2 separate regions of the Homo sapiens genome follow, and region 1 is linked to region 2. The links are chromatin loops, found by intact Hi-C in ENCODE. Cell type or tissue: lower leg skin. All regions are shown on one strand. Each heading gives the region's core, and the rest is flanking DNA. Links, peaks and the distances in the headings are about the cores only. Region 1 has its middle 480 kb from the start of NRG3. Region 2 has its middle 220 kb from the start of LINC02655.

The links. Hi-C counts contacts between places; a loop is a spot of excess contacts. Peaks named below come from ENCODE experiments on the same cell type or tissue, not always from the same donor. Only the 100,000 strongest peaks of a DNase experiment are listed, where the experiment ranks them.
Region 1: a loop joins it to region 2, with 23 times the contacts of the local background. A loop is called at or near these places in 2 of 110 quality-filtered maps.

Annotation. Positions count from the first base shown.
Region 1 is chr10:81,395,410-81,400,801 of GRCh38, forward strand. No RefSeq gene overlaps it. Among named protein-coding and RNA genes, the nearest start is that of NRG3, 480 kb to the right of the region's middle. In lower leg skin, for the core only: no CTCF peak of the experiment used is centred there; no DNase peak of the experiment used is centred there.
Region 2 is chr10:80,865,210-80,870,601 of GRCh38, forward strand. No RefSeq gene overlaps it. Among named protein-coding and RNA genes, the nearest start is that of LINC02655, 220 kb to the left of the region's middle. In lower leg skin, for the core only: no CTCF peak of the experiment used is centred there; no DNase peak of the experiment used is centred there.

The DNA.
Region 1 (5,392 bases), core at 144-5,143, 530 kb after region 2:
AATTCCTATTCTTAAAATGTTAAAGTATGTCTTATGTTTAGAATGTGGTCTGTCTTGGTAAATGTTCCATGCGAGCTTGAGAAGACATATTCTTCTGTTGTTGGATAGTATTTTAAATCTAGTTGTTTATGAGTGCTATTGAATTCAATCATGTCCTTAACAGGTTTTCTGCCTGCTGAATCTGTCTACGTCTGTTAGAAGGGTGCTGAAATCTGCAACAACAATAGTGGATTTATTTATTTCTCTTTGCTGTTCTATCAGTTTTTGCCTTATATATTTTGATGCTCTGTTGTTAAGTGCATATACATTAAGGATTATTATGTCTTTTTGGAGAACTGACTCCTTTATCATTATTATGCACCACTTAATCTGATAAATTTCCTTACTTTGATTATTTTCTGTTTAGAATGTTTATAGTTACTTTCACTTTCTTTTGATCAGTGGTTGCATGATGTATAATTCTCCATCCATTTGCCTTTAATTTACATGTGTCTTCATATTTAAAGTGGGCTTCTTGTAGACAATAAGCAGTTAGGTTAGGTCTTTTTTCTTTTTTTTTTTTTTGAGACAGAGTCTCGCTCTGTCACCCAAGATGGAGTGCAGTGGCGCGATCTTGGCTCACTGAAAGCTCTGCTGCCCAGGTTCACGCCATTCTCCTGCCTCAGCCTCTGGAGTAGCTAGGACTACAGGCACCCACCACCACCCCAGCTAAATTTTTACATTTTTAGTAGAGACGGGGTTTCACTGTGTTAGCCAGGATGGTCTCGATCTCCTGACCTCATGATCTGCACGCTTTGGCCTCCCAAAGTGGTTAGGTCTTTTTTTTTTTTTTTTTTTTTTGATGGAGTCTTGCTCTGTTGCCCAGGCTGGAGTGCAATGGTGCAATCTCGGCTAACTGTAAGCTCCACCTCCTGGGTTGACCCCATTCTCCTGCTTCAGCCTCCCCAGTAGCTGGGACTACAGGTGCCTGCCACCACGCCTGGCTAATTTTTGTATTTTTAGTAGAGACGGGATTTCACCTTGTTAGCCAGGATGGTCTCCATCTCCTGGCCTCGTGATCCACCCGCCTCAGCCTCCCAAAGTGCTGGGATTATAGGCGTGAGCCACCATGCCTGGCCAGGTCTTTTTTTTAATTCACTGTGACAATCTTTCTTTCAACTGGTGAATTTAGACATTTTATTTGCAAAATTATTATTGTATGAGTGTATCGACAATGATCAATTTGTATCAGTGTATCGACAATGTAGTTGGATTAATATCTACCATATTTATTATTATTTTTTGTATATTGGCTTTGTTCATTGTTCTTACCTTTGTCTTCCCTCTTTTTCTACCTTTTGTTGTTTATTTGAGCATTTTACATATTTTTTCTCTATTTCTTAGTGTATAGTCATACTTTTTTTCTATTTTCCTTTTTTTTTGTAGTTGCACTAGAGTTAACAATATACAACTAAGTCCACTGTCAACTAAAACTGTCTTGCATCTTATAATAAAGAATATGTAAGAATTTTCCTGTGATTGTTATCCTTGTTTCTCTAGGTAAGGTAATTTTTTTCTTTTTTTTAACATTCTTTTTTTTTAAAGTTTGAATATGATATGCTGGTTTTTGCAGCTATAATTTTTTTATTAGTACTGCTTTTGCTGCATTGCATAAGTTTTTGTATGTTGTGATTTCATTTACATTTGTTTCAAGATATACTAAGTTTTCCTTGTGGTTTCTTCTCTGAACTATTGGTTTTTAAAGAGTATGTGGTTTAATTTCTGGATTTTCTAGTTTTCCTTCTGCTATTGATTTCTGGTTTCACTCCATTGAGATCAGAAAAGATGCTGTGTGAATTCAAGTGTTTTCGAAATTTATTAAGACTTATTTGTGACTAATATATGGCCTATCCCGTAAAATGTTCAATGTACTTTTGAAAAAAATGTATAATCTGTCATTGTTGGTTGGAGTGTTCTGTATAACTTTATTGTTCTTTGTCTGATTGTTTAAAGTGGGGTATTGAAGTGGGGTATTAAATGTTTTATAATTACTTGTACTGTTATTTTCCAGCTGTCTATTTCTTCCTTCCATGTTGTCAATGTTTGTTTCATATAGTTAGAAGCTCAGTGGTTGTCACATAGATTAATATTTTATCATTGTTATATCTTCGTGGTAAATTCACTTTTTGTCTTATACAATGTATCTGGCAACCATGTTTAACTGAAAGCCCACTTTATATAATATTTATAGTATTAGTATAGCCACCCTGCTTTTTTTTGGTAACTATTTGCATAGAATATCTTTTTCTATCCTTTCACTTTTAACCTATGTGTGTTCTTATATCTAAAGTGAGTCTTTGGTAGACAGCATATAGTTGTATCCTTTAAAAAATGTATTTTTCCAATCCATGTCTTTTGACTGGAAAGTTTAATCCATTTGCATTTAAAGAAATTACTGGTGGGGATGGACTTACTATTGCCATTTTGTTATTTCTTTTCTCCTTGTCTTATAGCTTCTCCTCCTCCATTTCCTCCCTTACTGCCTTCCTTTGAGTTTAGTTGATTTCTTTGTAGAGACCTTTTTCGATTACCCAATCAGTTTATTTTTGTTATTCTATAGATATTTTCAATGTGGTTATTATGGGAATTACATTAAAAAAATCCTGAAGTTATAACAATTTCTTTTATATTGATACTAATTTAGCTTCAGTTCCATACAGGAACTCTACTTCTTTACAGTTCAATCTCCCTTTATTTTATTGGTGTCACAATTACATGTTTATGTTTTATGTCCCCATAAACATAAATTTATACTATGTAATGCCTTTTAACTCCTGTAGGAAATTTCAAAATGGAGTGACAAACTAAATTACACTGACTGTTCTTGCCTCGATGGGTTGATAGCAGCAACATTTGTTTGAGAGATAGCTATCCCTGTACCTCAGAAAATGGTCAAAAAAAAAATGGTTATTTCATGGAAAAGTAGAAATTAAAGGTTTTGAAACAAGATAAGGCAGAAGTTGTAGAAGATTGTAGAGTTGATAGCTATAACATGGAACCTGTAAGTATACTTGAGAGAAGAAAATATTTAGGGTATATTTTGAAGGCCTATTATAAAAATAAAGCAACCCTTTGATTTAGAAATATGGAATTAGACTCATTTCTATTTTTATTGTTTAACCATATACAATATGATATTGTTTTTAATAGTCTAAACATTTTTCAGATCTTATATATAACTTTATTATGTGGATATCTAGTATTAATCTGTTAGTATATAATGTCAGCTATTAAAATATTTTGCAAATGTCTGTTATTATTGTTAGTTATTATACAATACAAATGGCTCAATGGCATTGAAAGTAAAAGGTCTTAGGCCACATAAAAATGTATCACTAAGTGATTAAATATATAACAAAAGCAGGATGCATTGAAGCATTTCACATTCAACAAGTCTAAAGGTAATAATTCCAATCAAAGATGAAATGAAAAAGTTTTCTGATGAAAAAAAATTACTGGTTCATATTTTTGTTGTACCCTTATAGACTCTTAGATGGAAACATGTTTTTCTCTCTGCTACATTACAGACATAAACAAAATAAACTTAAATATTAATAAGGAAATATGAAATATGATATAAATGTAAGAATGGGAAATAACTTGTATATCAGAAAATTACAACCAGAAATAGAGTTTTCTGAATTTCTAGTTCAAGAGATAAAATCAGAAAATATTTAGCTATGCACTCTAATTTCTACAAATTAGAAAATGTTTAGCTATGTTTAATTTAATCTAATTAACATGAGATATAATATGTACACACGGGTATGTGCATACATACCTCTTGAGAAATGGGAGAAGGGTGGTTTTTCATCATTAGAGAAGATATCTTACAATTATATGAAAAAAAGCATAGGCTAATACTATAAAATAAACAAGGATAGAGGAAGCCAGACCCAGCACATACTCCAGAGGAAGGCTGTAGGTGATGTGGGACAGTGTTTTCTAGCTGCAGAGAGGTTCCAAACTCTGTGTCCACAAGTCCAGAAAACAGCAAGTACCACAAGTAAGCAGCTACAGAGATTAATCAAGGGAATATACACGGAACAATTTGGTCAAACCTCCTTTTCCAAGTTCTTTCCCAGCCCTTCAGCCTCCTACACAAAGAAATTAGAATCTGTGGTATTTGCACTTCATCCAAAACCAGATATTTTTCTTAAGTAGATGATCTTCCTTGGGAGATTTAGAACTCCCAGAAGTTGTATGTGACAGAAGATCTGTCACATACAAGAAAGCATTTCTTATTTCAGCGTGTTGTAGAGTCATCTGCTTGTCTATTCCTGGTCATGATATCCCCAAGTAAGTTTGTCAAGACAATGAGCACTCTAGAATATATTCCCCCTTATACAATTTTCAAATCTAAAATACAGAGAAAGTGATAAAGATTTTTTTCTTTTTCGGAATGACATAACAGATTGTCAACAAAGAACCAGATTGATGTTTGACTACTCATCAGTAAAAATTACCGCAAGATGGTGGGTCAATGACATCACAATTCTCAGGGAATGTTATTTTAAACTACATTTTACACTAAATGCCAGACTATTTAAGTATTTAGAAAAATAGGTTTTATGTCATGAAGGGAGTTAACTCCTAATAAACTCTTTCTGAAGTCTACTACGTATCTTACACCAAAACAAAGCAAAGTTAAAATCAAAAGAAAAAAATTTGATGATGGACTTCAAGAAACAAAAAAGTGAAATCCAAGAAAGAAACAGCATAAGATCCAAGAAAAAGTGGGAAGAAAAGGGAGGAAGGAGCTGACCTAGAAAACAATTCAGACATCTAGAACGGGAAGACCAGAGGAATCAATTCAGTTCCAGAAGACAATTGATGTACAGTAAGAATAATGTAACTGATTAATTTGACAAATATTGAGAGATTATTGTAACAAGCACTGCTCTTGGTTTTGGGGACAGAGCAGTGAACAGGCAGAAAAGACATTGGCTCCTTTGAAAGTATTTTAAGTATGGCATTTTTTTTGACACCCACTCCAACTGGTTTATTGCAATTCAGTTCTGGCGCTAGCCTCCCAAAATTAGCACAGATGCCACAAGTTAAAAGACACAGTCCTCAACAAGTCTTTCCTTAATTTAGATGCCATCCACAAATGAAGTCCCCAAACCACCCACTCATCTGACCAATTGGCTACAAATCCAGGGGGTTCCCATGATCCTCTTCAAGTTAGATAATTCACTAAAATGACTCACAGAACTCAGGAAAGTGCTACATTTATTATTACAGTTTTATTATAGAAAATACAAAGTCAAGAATGGCCAAAGAGATATACATAGGGTGAGATCTGGGAGGGTTCCAAACGCAGAGCTGCATGACCTCTCCCTGTGGAATCTGG
Region 2 (5,392 bases), core at 233-5,232:
TTTATTTACTCAATCCTTCTTTTAATTACACTTTAAGTTCTAGGGTACATGTGCACAACGTGCAGGTTTGTTACATAGGTATACGTGTGCCATGTTGGTTTGCTGCACCCATCAACTCATCATTTAAATATTTCTCCTAATGCTATTCCTCCCCCAGCCTCCCACCCTACGACAGGCCCCGGTGTGTGATGTTCTCCTTCCTGTGTCCTAGTGTTCTCATTGTTCAATTCCAACTTATGAGTGAGAACATGCAGTGTTTGGTTTTCTGTCCTTGTGATAGCTTGCTGAGCTTCATCCATGTCCCTGCAAAGGACATGAACTCATCCTTTTTTATGGCTGCATAGTATTCCATGGTGTATATGTGCCACATTTACTTAATCCAGTCTATCATTGATGGGCATTTGGGTTGGTTCCAAGTCTTTGCTATTGTGAATAGTGCCGCAATAAACATACGTGTGCATGTGTCTTTATAGTAGCATGATTTATTATCCTTTAGGTATATACCTAGTAATAGGATTGCTGAGTCAAATGGTATTTCTAGTTCTAGATCCTTGAGGAATTACCACACTGTCTTCCACAGTGGTTGAACTAATTTATACTCCCACCAACACTGTAAAAGCTTTCCTATTTCTCCACATCCTCTTCAGCACCTGTTGTTTCCTGACTTTTTAATGATTGCCATTCTAACTGGCATGAGATGGTATCTCATTGTGGTTTTGATTTGCATTTCTCTGATGGCCGGTGATGATGAGCATTTTTTCATGTGTCTGTTGGCTGAATAAATGTCTACTTTTGAGAAGTGTCTGATCGTATCCTTTGCCCGCTTTTTGATGGGGTTTTCTCTTGTAAATTTGTTTAGTTCTTTGTAGATTCTGGATATTAGCACTTTGTCAGATGGGTAGATTGCAAAAATGTTCTCCCATTCTGTAGGTTGCCTGTTCACTCTGACAGTAGTTTCTTTTGCTATGCAGAAGCTCTTTAGTTTAATTAGATCCCATTTGTCTATTTTGGCTTTTGTTACCATTGCTTTTGGTGTTTTAGTCATGAAGTCTTTGCCTATGCCTATGTCCTGAATGGTATTGCCTAGGTTTTCTTCTAGGGTTTTTATGATTTTAGGTCTTACATTTAAGTCTTTAATCCATCTTGAACTAATATTTGTATAAGGTGTAAGGAAGGGATCCAGTTTCAGCTTTCTACATATGGCTAGCCAGTTTTCCCAGCAACATTTATTAAATAGGGAATCCTTTCCCCATTGCTTGTTTTCGTCAGGTTTGTCAAAGATCAGATGGTTGTAGATATGTGGTGTTATTTCTGAGGCCTCTATTCTGTTCCATTGGTCTATGTATCTGTTTTGCTACCAGTACCATGCTGTTTTGATTACTGTAGCCTTGTAGTACAGTTTGAAGTCAGGTAGTGTGAGGTCTCCAGCTTTGTTCTTTTTGCTTAGGATTGTCTTGGCAATGCAGGCTCTTTTTTGGTTCCATATGAACTTCAAAGTAGTTTTTTCCAATTCTGTGAAGAAAGTCGTTGGTCGCTTGATGGGGACGGCATTGAATCTATAAATTACTTTGGGCAGTATGGCCATTTTCACGATATTGATTCTTCCTATCCATGAGCATGGAATGTTTTTCCATTTGTTTGTGTCCTCTTTTATTTCCTTGAGCAGTGGTTTATAGTTCTCCTTGAAGAGGTCCTTCACGTCCCTTGTAAGTTGGATTCCTAGGTATTTTATTCTCTTTGTAGCAATGGTGAATGGGAGTTCACTCAAGATTTGGCTCTCTGTTTGTCTGTTATTGGTGTATAAGAATGCTTGTGATTTTTGCACATTTATTTTGTATCCTGAGACTTTACTGAAGCTGCTTATCAGATTAAGGAGATTTTGGGCTGAGACGACGGGGTTTTCTAGATATACAATCATGTCATCTGCAAACAGGGACAATTTGAATTCCTCTTTTCCTAACTGAATACCCTTTATTTCCTTCTCCTGCCTGATTGCCCTGGCCAGAACTTCCAACACTATGTTGAATAGGAGAGGTGAGAGAGAGCATCCTTGCCTTGTGCAAGTTTTCAAAGGGAATGCTTCCAGTTTTTGCCCATTCAGTATGATACTGGCTGTGGGTTTGTCATAAATAGCTGCCATTATTTTGAGATATATTCCATCAATACCTAATTTATTGAGAGTTTTTAGCATGAAGGGCTGTTGAATTTTGTCAAAGACCTTTTCTGCATCTATTGAGATAATCATGTGGTTTTTATCATTGGTTCTGTTTATATGATGGATTATGTTTATTGTTTTGCATATGTTGAACCAGCCTTGCATCCCAGGGATCAAGCCAACTTGATCATGGTGGATAAGCTTTTTGATGTGCTGCTGGATTCGGTTTGCCAGTATTTTATTGAGGATTTTCATGTCGATGTTCATCAGGGATATTGGTCTAAAATTCTTTTTTGTTGTGTCTCTGCCGGGCTTTGGTATCAGGATGATGCTGGTCTCATAAAATGAGTTAGGGAGGATTCCCTCTTTTTCTATCGATTGGAATAGTTTCAGAAGGAACGGTACCAGCTCCTCTTCGTACCTCTGGTAGAATTCGGCTGTGAATCCATCTGGTCCTGGACTTTTTTTGGTTACTCAGCCCTACTTTTTAAAATATTTAATAATATTGTTGTTTGTAAACCTCTAGCTTTTTCTCACTGCTATATTCGTCATCTATTAAATGTCTATGCTATATTTTAGTTATTCATTATTTTAATGATGGCCTCTAGGTTGATGACTTTAGTACCCCATAAACAATATTACAATGAATATCATTATACATGTTTATTTATGTTCCTATGTGAGTTTCCCTATGAACAAGTAAAATGGCTAAGGTTGTAGGGTATGAATACTTTTAATTTTGCCAAGTTTTGGCATTTTTTCCTCAAAAATGTCTTAAGTGATATCTGTACCCCCATGTGTATTGCAGCACTGTTCACAACAGCCAAGATATGGAATCAGCCTAAGTGTCCATCAACAGTGGAATGGATATACACACAAAGGCATACTATTCAGCCATAAAAAATGAATTCCTGTCATTCATAGCAAAATGGGTGAGTTCAGTGGACATTTTGTTAAATGAAATAAATCAGGCACAGAAAAATAAATACCGCATATTCTTACTCATACATGGGTGCTACAAAAGCTGAGAGTATAGAAGTAGACAGTAGAATTGTGGTTATTAGAGGCTTGGTAGGTTAGGGTGGAGGGAAGGATATGGACAGTTTGGTTAATCAATACAAAATTATAGCTAGATGGGAGGAAGAGGCTCTGGTGTGTAATAGCACTGCAGGGTAACCATAATTAACAATAACTTACTGTATATTTTTAAATAGCTAGAAGAAGGGAATGTTCCCAACACACAGAAATGATAAATGTTTGAGGTGATAGATATGCTAATTGCCATGACTTGATTATTATACATTACATATTTTGAATATTACTCTGTATCCTAAAATATATACAATTATTACACGTCAAGTAAGCACAAAAAATAAAAATTTTCTTGAACAAAAACTGCATAAATGTTCTTACAATTTTTGCTACTGCTTGGTATTGTCTGATTATCAGCTCAAAGTCCAGATTCTCATAATCTAAGTCAGGTCCAGGTGAGTGTGAGGCTTCCTGGATAGAGTTCTTTAAGTATGACTCCTGAATTTGCAATTCTTCTTGAACTGTGAAATTAAAGAGACAAGCTGTTCATCCCCTACATACCTGACAATCAAGATGTCACAGGCACAGGGCAACCTCTGAAGGTATTCCTGTTCAAAAAAGGAGGCACAAAGAGTCAAGGGGAGCTGACCAGAGATGCCTGGTGTTCATTTCCTCCACAAGAAAAGACCAACACAACGAATAAATAGCTAAGATTTGCCTGGAGAATAAAAGGGAGAGCACTGAGTATAGTGGGGGAGTAGAGAGAGACCTCTCTACTACTATATAATAATTCTCCAGTAATAGACCTTTATCATAAGGAAATATACCAAATGCTAGAAAAGGAATTCAAAATAATAACCTGAAGGAGACTCAGTGGTATGTAAGAGAATATAGATAGGCAATTCAATGAAATCAGGAAAATGTTTCCTAATTTGAATGAGAAATTTAACAAAGAGATAAAAGTCACAAGTCACAAAAAACTAAACAAATCCTAGAGTTGAATAATTCAATTAGGAAATAAAATATAAAATTGAGAGCTTCAACAATGGAGTAGACAAAGCAAAGATGGAATTTCTAAACTTGAAGACAAGTCTTTTGAAGTAACACAGATAAATAAAAATGTATAAAAAAGAATCAAGAAAGCCTACAAGATTTATGGAACACAATTATACAAACAAATGTTCACATTAGGGGCACTCCTGAGGAAGAGGAGAAAGGAAAGTTCTAAAAAAACATATTTAATAAAACAATAGCTGAAAAATTCCCATTTTGTGGGTGAGATGGACATGCAGATACAGGAATTGCAAAGAACCCCAAATAGAGTCAATCCAAACAGGTACTCTCCAAGGCACTGGGCTCCATTTCCATCTCCAGCAATGGAGACGGAGATTATAATTATAGTCTAATTATCAAAAGTCAAAGATAAAGACTTCTACAAATAGCAAGTGAAATGTATCAAGTCACATATAAGGAAATTCCCATTAGACTAACAGTGGATTTCTCACAGAAACCTCACAGACCAGGAGGGGCTGGAATGATATATTCAAAATATTGAAAGAAAAAAAAACTGGCAGCCGAGAACATTACATCCAGAAAAGCTATCCTTCAGAAATGAAGGAGAAATAAAATATTTTACAAACAAGCAAAAACTAAAAGAATTCATTACCAAGAGACTGGCGTTAAGAGAAATGCTCAAGGGAGTCTTGCATCTGGAAGGAAAAGATGATAACCACCATTATGAAAACATGCAAAACTACAAAATTCACTGGAAGAGCCAATACACAATGGAGAAAAAGAAAGGAATTAAACATTTTCACTATAGAAAACCATCCAATTGCAAAAACAAACAATAAAAGTAAAGGATGTACCAAAAAAAAGCAGAAAAGGAACCAAAAAATGACAAGAGTAAGTCCTCACCTATCAATAATTACCTTGAATTAAAACAAAATAAATTCATTAAAAAATATAAACTGAGTGAATGTATAAAAAATCAAGACATAACTATATGCTACCTGCAAGAAACTCACCTCGCCTCTAAAGACACACATAGACTGAAAGTGAAGGGATGGTATTTCATGCAAATAGAAACCAAAAGTAAGCAGTAGTAGCTATACTTATATCACACAAAATACACTTCAAGTCAAAAGGTGTAAGTGATAAGGAGACTGTATTCTAATAATAAACCAATCAATTCAGAAAAAGAAT